Linked DNA regions of Homo sapiens: region 2 is linked to region 1. The links are chromatin loops, found by intact Hi-C in ENCODE. Cell type or tissue: psoas muscle. All regions are shown on one strand. Region 1 overlaps OSBP (oxysterol binding protein). Region 2 overlaps PATL1 (PAT1 homolog 1, processing body mRNA decay factor).

What was found. Hi-C counts contacts between places; a loop is a spot of excess contacts. Peaks named below come from ENCODE experiments on the same cell type or tissue, not always from the same donor. Only the 100,000 strongest peaks of a DNase experiment are listed, where the experiment ranks them.
Region 2: it touches region 1 in a loop (3-fold over the local background); 28 of 110 quality-filtered maps call a loop at or near these places.

The regions. Positions count from the first base shown.
Region 1 is chr11:59,595,309-59,599,308 of GRCh38, forward strand. All of the region lies in intron 7 of OSBP (oxysterol binding protein), which reads right to left. Among named protein-coding and RNA genes, the nearest start is that of MIR3162, 2.2 kb to the left of the region's middle. In psoas muscle, no CTCF peak of the experiment used is centred here; no DNase peak of the experiment used is centred here; H3K27ac peaks cover 562 bases.
Region 2 is chr11:59,650,547-59,654,546 of GRCh38, forward strand. It overlaps PATL1 (PAT1 homolog 1, processing body mRNA decay factor), which reads right to left. Exons shown (of 19, transcript NM_152716.3): 9 at 3,437-3,526; 10 at 2,292-2,472; 11 at 1,918-2,041; 12 at 998-1,095; 13 at 208-267. Among named protein-coding and RNA genes, the nearest start is that of PATL1, 16 kb to the right of the region's middle. In psoas muscle, no CTCF peak of the experiment used is centred here; no DNase peak of the experiment used is centred here; H3K27ac peaks cover 418 bases.

The DNA of each region.
Region 1 (4,000 bases):
GAGAACAAAAGAAGAAAGAAAAAATTCCCTTTTAGTGAATGGTTCTGGCCTTAAGCAACGCTTTACTTAAACAAACAAAAAAAACACAACACTTTTCTTTCTGATGTTCCATCTCTTTTGGCATTTTTGTTCACCCTTCTACCCACCAATCTCTGAGCTACATATTACCCTAATATTTGCTATCCCCCCACCGCCCGCTCAATCATGAAATTAATATCGTATAATTTTTAACTGTAAAAAACTTTGAAAACAAAGTATCAAGGAAAAAATTTTCTTGAAATGAGATCACCACTATTAACATTTTCAGTTTGTTTCTATACATTCATACATTTTTAAAAGTAATAAACTTGGCCACGTGTGGTGGCTCATGCTTACAATCCTAGCACTTTGAGAGGCTGAGGCAAGCGGATTGCTTGTGCTCAGCAGTTTGAGACCAGCCTGGGAAACATGGCAAAACACCATCTCTATAAAAAAAAAACACAAAAATTAGCACGGTGTGGTGGCGTGCACCTGTAGTCTCAGTTACTTGGGAGGCTGAGGTGGGATGATGGCTTGAGCCCAGGAAGCAGAAGTTGCAGTGAGCCAAGATCATGCCACTGCACTCCAGCCTGGGCAACAGAGCGAGACTCTGTCTAAAAATAAATAAATAAATAAATAAATAAATAAATAAATAAATAAATAAATAAATAAAATTCATAAACTAGAGCCTGCTTTTTCTCTGAGAAATATCCCAAATGTTTCTCTGTGAACATTTTCCAGTGAACACAGAGCCACAGAGCCAACAACACTCATCCTTTGAGAAATAGGACCCACCAAAACAGTGTGCCATACCCCAGAGCCCTCTTCCCTACACTGAAAGACAAGCAGTATGATGACACAAATGCACACTGAGGGGTGGCGCGCTGCAAAAGCCATAATCCTCGATTCTTTTTAAAGAGGGCACTTATTAACTACACCCAATAAAATCTGTCCGTGGCAGAATTTAGACAATACGAAGTAACATTTCCATACATTTTGAGGAAAACTGGGGACAGGCAGTGTACTCCACTGGTGGTACTAGACATACCAGCAGTGCATGGGACTAGAATCAGCACATTGCTATCACTGCTTTTCACACACACACAGCCTTGCCCATCAACAACCAGTTTCTCCAAAAGTGCCAAGCTTCTTATAATGGTCATTTTATTACTCAAAAGCCAAACAGGGAAAGAAATGAGTCTGAGTATTTAAAGTAGAAGGAAGCAGGGAGCTATACAGCTGATGAAAAATTAGGCACCCAAAAAAAAAAAAGACAACCCAGAGATTAGCAGCAACAGGAAGCCATAACCATTGGTAGGGTGGAGAGATGGGGAGAAGCAGCAGTATTACTACAGCCTAGAGGTGGGGGTCCAAGAGAGGAGGATCAGGAGAATGTAAAACATCAAGGCAGGGGAGGCCTCTCCAGTGAAAACTAGAGCCACGTAGGTGCGCCAGAGCACCACTCAAGAGGGCATAGAGGGAGAGACTTCCCACGGCTATAACCTCCTACTGGTATCTTGCATTAGTGAAGCCCAGCCAGACTCCAGTAGCCACGGAAGCCTGAAAAAACACTTCCTAGAGGGATTAGTTTTCCTGTGTTACAGCCTAGAGTAGGGGAAGGGTGAGGACTTGATCTGCGGGCAAACAGGTACAGGACTGTACATTCTTAAAGGCAAGATCAATAAGGAACTAATGGTAAAGGAGGACAGAGAAGTCACCTAGACCCAGAAGCTATTTCTTTCTTTTTTTTGAGATGGAGTCTCACTCTGTTGCCCAGGCTGGAGTGCAGTGGCACAATCTTGGCTCACTGCAATCTCCGCCTCCCAGATTCAAGCAATTCTCCTGCCTCAGCCTCCCAAGCAGCTAGGATTACAGACGCGCGCCAACATGCCCGGCTAATTTTTATATTTTTAGAGAGATGTTGGCCAGGCTGGTCTCGAACTCCTGACCTCAAGTGATCCGCCTGCCTCAGCCTCCCAAAGTGCTGGGATTTTTTTACAGGTGTGGGCCACCGCGCATGGCACCAGAAGCTGTTTCTAAGCAGGAACTACATTCCTGAGACTGCAATGACATGCCTTTCCAGTCCACTTTCCCACTACTCCCTTCAAGGCACCTAATACTCCAGACAAGTGGGGTTTCTTTTCAAGCCCCCAATAAACTAATTATTATTTTAGGTTTATCCTAAGGCTACTCATGGCCTTTTCTTATCTGAAGGTCAACCTTTTTTTCTTTTGAGACAGGGTCTTGCTCTCACCCAGGCTGGAGTGCAGTGGTGAGATCATGGCTCACTGCAGCCTCAACCTCCCGGTCTCAAGTGATCCTCCCACCTTAGCCTCCCAAGTAGTTGGGACTACAGGCACACATAACCATGCTGGCTAACTTATTACTATTTTGTTTTGAGAGACAGTCTCGCTTGTTGTCAAGGCTGGAATGTAGTGGCACCATCTCGACTCACTACAACCTCTGCCTCCAGGGTTCAAGCCATTCTCATGCCTCAGCATCCTGAGTAGCTGGGGCTACAGGCTCGTGCCACCATGCCCCACTAATTTTTTCTATTTTAGTAGAGACAGGGTTTCACCATGTTGCCTAGGCTGGTCTCGAACTCCTGAGCTCAGACAATCCACCCATCTTGGTCTCCCAAAGCGCTAGGATTACAGGCATGAGCCACTGTGCCCAGCCGAATTTTTTATTATTTTAGAGACAGGGTCTCCCCACGTTGCCCAGACTGGTCTTGAAGTCTTGGACTCAAGCAGTCCTCCTGCCTCAGTCTCCCAAGTGTTGCGTTGCACCCAGCCCAACACTTCTCTAACAAAAATTCTACATATTTGTACATAAACCTATTTGTTTTCCAAGACCCAGTTAATTACTTCGACATTTGCTAAATGATTTATACATGCCAGGCACAGGGCTAAGCATCAAGGTTATAAACACCATCAAGACGTAGCCCCTGATCACAAGGAACGCAGTCTATGAAGAGGCAGAAACCACACATTGGTCCATAGCTTCAAGAGGGTAGGGAGAATGCCTTCTGTATTTTTGTAGGCTTAGTAGCTGGCTGTGGACAAAACCTGTAGCCACTCGCCCATCCCCACCATCCATTCTTCCATTCTTCTACAACTGGTAGAACCCTTAATTTTTCACAAGGCCATGCCATCCAGAACAGAAGTCTTCATTTCTAGCCTTCTCTCCAGCTAACTGTGGCCATATAGCTAAGTTTTAGCCACACAGATTTAAGTGATAGTGATTTATGCAACTTCCAGGAAGTATCTTCTTGGTTTTTTGAGACAGAGTCTAGCTCTGTCACCCAGGCTGGAGTATAGTGGTGCGATCTCAGCTCACTGCAACCTCTGCCTCCTGGGTTCAAGCAATTCTCCTGCATCACCCTCCCGAGTATCTGGGACTAGAGGTGTGCACCACCACACCCGTTTAACTTTTGTATTTTTAGTAGAGACAGGGTTTCACCATTTTGCCCAGGCTGGTCTTGAACTCCTGACCTCAAGTGATGCACGTGCCTTGGCCTCCCAAAGTGCTGGGATTACACGCATGAGCCACCGCACCCAGCCAGGATGCACCCTTAAATGGTACAGCCTTTCCTCTTTTTCCATTTTCCGGCTAGCTGGAATAAGGCTCTGATGACTCAAGCTGGAGCAGCCACTTTGGGCCTGAGGACTGAGGCCAAAGGCAGCAGAGCCCCAGGACAGAAAGAAGCCTGGCTCTGACACCATAGAGTATGGCACTAGCCCTGGACCACCTACTTCTGGGCTTGAACATAATGAGTTAAGCCAACATTTGTTTAAGGCAGAGGTTGACAACTTTTTCTGCAAAGGGCTGGATAGCAAATATTTAGGCTTTGAGGGCCATATGGTCTTTGTCACAACCACTTAACACTGCTGTTATAGGATGAAAGCAGCTGCAGATGATACGTAAATGAAAGAGTATCATTGTGCTCCTATAAAATGTCATGGATGTTAACAACTGAATT
Region 2 (4,000 bases), 55 kb after region 1:
CAGTGTTCTTTCCATGATGCCAATAGGTGAAACATACCATAATCCTTTCCAAAGTTATGTGGTACACAATAGTCACTTACCAGCAATATATTCATGAATTAAAACCAAAGAACATTGACTGATTGCTCACTGTTTCAGTTCTAGTATATACATACATTTGACAGTTCCGTATTTGAAACTAACTACAGCAACAAATTCTAAACTTACTTTCTCAATTATAACAAGGGTTTTTCTCCTCTTGTCTCGAACTTGTTTTTCTTTTGTCTCCTAAAAAAGAGAAGACTATTCAATGCAAATTCTTTATCTCTGTTAAAATAATTTACCAAGTGCGCATTTGTAGGTTCATTTGTGACAATACTTTGAGAAGATAATTGATTCTCTGAAAGTTAATAATCTAAAACAACCCTAGTATGAACAAAGGTCAAAGTTGACTGAATCAATCCACAAACTATTAAATTCCATTCACAGATAGGCAAAGGGCAACCTTAGTAGAGGATAAGGAAATCATATGAAATATGAAAATCTTTTTTTTTTCTTAAACGTTAATTTTAGGTTCAATGGTACACGTGCAGGTTATAGGGTACATGTGTTTGTTACATAGGTAAACTTATGTCATGGGGGTTGTACAAATTCTTTCATCACCCAGGTACTAAGCCTAGTGCCCCATAATTATTCTTTCTGATCCTCTTCCTGAAAATCTTAAAACACATAGAAAATGATAATTTTTTTAACATCAAACTGGAGTAAATACATGCTGTTTGCAGCCAGAGCTACCCAATCCAAAGACTCCTGCCACCCTAGTCCCTGCCTGGCTGCCTTAGAAATGAAGGTGTTAATACTGCAGCACATCTGTGGAAAACTAGAATGCATGACGAGGTGGGAGGCCCCGGGTTAGACTACAAACAACTCTACCATGCCTGATCTCATTCCATGGTGACCCCAAAAGAAGTGGTCACAAATCAGACGTTCTTAAACAGACAATTGTGTTGACACTTACATCATCCTCACTCCGAGATGTCACAACAGCATCAATCATTTTTCGGGGATTATTCACACTAGAAACGGTAAGCTTTCCCAAAGAGCCCTCAAATTGCACTGCAAAGACAAAAAAAAAAAAAATTCCAACAAAATAAAAAGTCAGCAATGCAGGCAGGCAGTGTTCAAAGAAGATTTTTACTTTCCTCTGTCCCTTACTCATAGTCTAATAACTTACTGCAAAACTCAATGTATCATTTAGGCCGGGTGTGGTAACTCACACCTGTTATCTCAGCACTTTGGGAGGCCGAGGGGGGTAGATCACTTGAGGCCAGGAGTCCGAGACCAGCCTGGCCAACATAGCGAAACCCCGTCTCTACTAAAAATACAAAAATTAGCTGGATGTGGTGGCACACGCCTGTAATCCCAGCTACTCAGGAGGGTGAGACATGAGAATCGCTTGAGCCCAGGAGGTGGAGGTTGCAGCGAGCTGAGATGGCACCAATGCACTCCAGCCTGGACAACAGAGTAAGGCTCTTTCTCAAAAAAAAAAAAAAAAAAAAAAAAAAAAGACAAAAAATCAATGTATTATTTAAAGCAACCCCTTATCAAAATCTATCCTTTCTCTCTGTTACAATAATTATCACAATAAAAATCTGAAGTATTTCCCCCTTATTTATTTTAGGGGTACTGAAAATTATAACACATTTAAAAAATCATGAAATCTCAAGTAGAAAAGGACCTAAAAAGGCACATGTCAAAGCGTTCAGTCCAGACGTGAATAAAGGCTGATTTTTGCATTTATTAAGAACAATGGTACTTTTAAAATCACTTTGAAACATCTTTGCATATCCTTCCACATATACACTTGTCTATATTTAATCACATCAGCAGCTTCTCAAATTTCTTTTATTATGGGCATTTTTCTTATGAGGACCTTACCTGGCTTATAGGCGTGCTCCAGTTTGGCCACCTGAGGGGTGATAAGCTTGGTGCGCTCCTTCTTAGGGCCATCACCTTGTATTTCTTCAGCAGCTGACAGTTTCTCCAGTTTTTCAAAGTAATTCTACCACGAGAAGATGATTTCAGTTGTAACACAAGCACAGAACACGACTGTTGTTTACCATCAAATAATTTATGCCAGTGACAGTAACACAAGTTCAGCTCTAGAAATATACTGATAGTGAATAGTGCAAGATGCTAAGTACCTCAAAAGAAAATTTTACAAATATTTAATTGTACCAATATTTAAATGAATACCCTCACCAGTGTAGGGGACCAAACTATTATCCTCAAAACTAGCACAGAGTATTTACCTGGTAATAAAAATCATCCAGGTAGGGATCAGTGCTTTGCAGTTGCATCATCTGGATTTTAGAGACCCAATCCTTTTCCCGCTGCAACATGAGATTGGCATATGGATCCTTTCGGAGATGATCTTGATGACTGCTCCGGTGACTTCCTCTATCTCCCGCACCATTGAGATTCCGATGCTGACTGAAAAACATACACCACATTCATTCCATGTGGGCAAATTAATTACGCTTTTTAACAACAGAGGAATAAACCAGGCCAGTTTTTTTTTTTTTTTTTAAAGATTCCCGTTTGCTTTTCTTAAAAGGGGAGTGAAAAAGAACTAAGTCTTAATAGAATTTAAGAGGAAAGAGCTATGTAATAAATAATGAAGAAATAAAACTAAGACCTGAGTACCTTACCATATGCTAAGCATATTCACCTATGGACTTTTGTATAAGCTCTAGAATAACTCTGTGAGGTAGGTAGTTTTCTCTTCCCCACTTAAGACAACAAATCGATGCCAAGAGAGATCAAGTAATTTGTCCAAAGCCATACATCTAGTGGTGGACTAAGGGATTTTAACACAGGCGATTTAGCTCTGAAGTCTACATAAATTGTTTTAACTCATTAAAAATCACGAAATATTTCAAATGCAGAGAAAAAGCCCAGCAAATACTATCATAAATATCCATTTACCCATCACCAAGACCCAATAGAAAAAAATGTATTTGGTTGAATTTGCTTCAAATATTTTAAAGTAATATTAAAATAACACAGTGCTACACTGACAGAGGCCCTGTTGTACCCCTCTAGACCCAGTTTCCAGCTTCTCTTCCTTCATAGAGGAACCACTATTATGCCCTTGGTATGGATGTATCCTCCCTGAAATGTTTTTCTACGTTTATTACTTGTGTGTCTGTCTTTAAATATTACACAGTATTATTCCGTGTGCCTTTTAGTTTTACATAAATGGTACATATAATTCTGTTCCTTGCTTCTTTACTCAATATTATGCTTTTCATATTTACATGTTGATAATACATCCAGGTTTATGGATATGAAGTAAACTTACTAAAAAAAACAAAACAACTAAATAGCATGTTGTTACACTGTTAAAATTAAAAGCTGAATTAAGAAGCCATAAAGGAATCGGATGAGTACTTACCTTCTATTCTGTTGCTGTCTCTGATGCAAGAGTCGACGGTGCTGTGGATGGAGGTGAGTTGTGTCCGGTCTAAACATTGGGGCCTGAGATCTAAGAAAAACGGAAAAGAGGTTCTCAGTTTGGTCATCCTGATGACTTGAAATTTTAAAGAATGTTGTCAGTAGAGGATAACTTCATACAGGTTAACTTAAGGGACTACAAAAGTCTATTCGGGATGGGTGCGGTGACTCACGCCTGTAATCCTAGCACTTTGGGAGGCCAAGGCAGGTGGAACACTTGAGGTCAGGAGTTCGAGACCAGCCTGGCCAACATGGTGAAACCCTGTCTCTCCTAAAAATACAAAAATTAGCTGGGCATGGTAGCAGGCGCCTGTAGTCCCAGCTACTTGGGAGGCTGAGGCAGTGGAATCGCTTGAGCCTGGGAGGCAGAGGTTGCAGTGAGCCGAGATCGTGTGGGTCACTGCACTCCAGCCTGCGAGACAGAGTGAGACTCTGTCTCAAAAACATTAAAAAAAAAAAAAAAAAAAGAGTCTATTCTAAGGAGACCTTTTAGAAGCAAAAGATA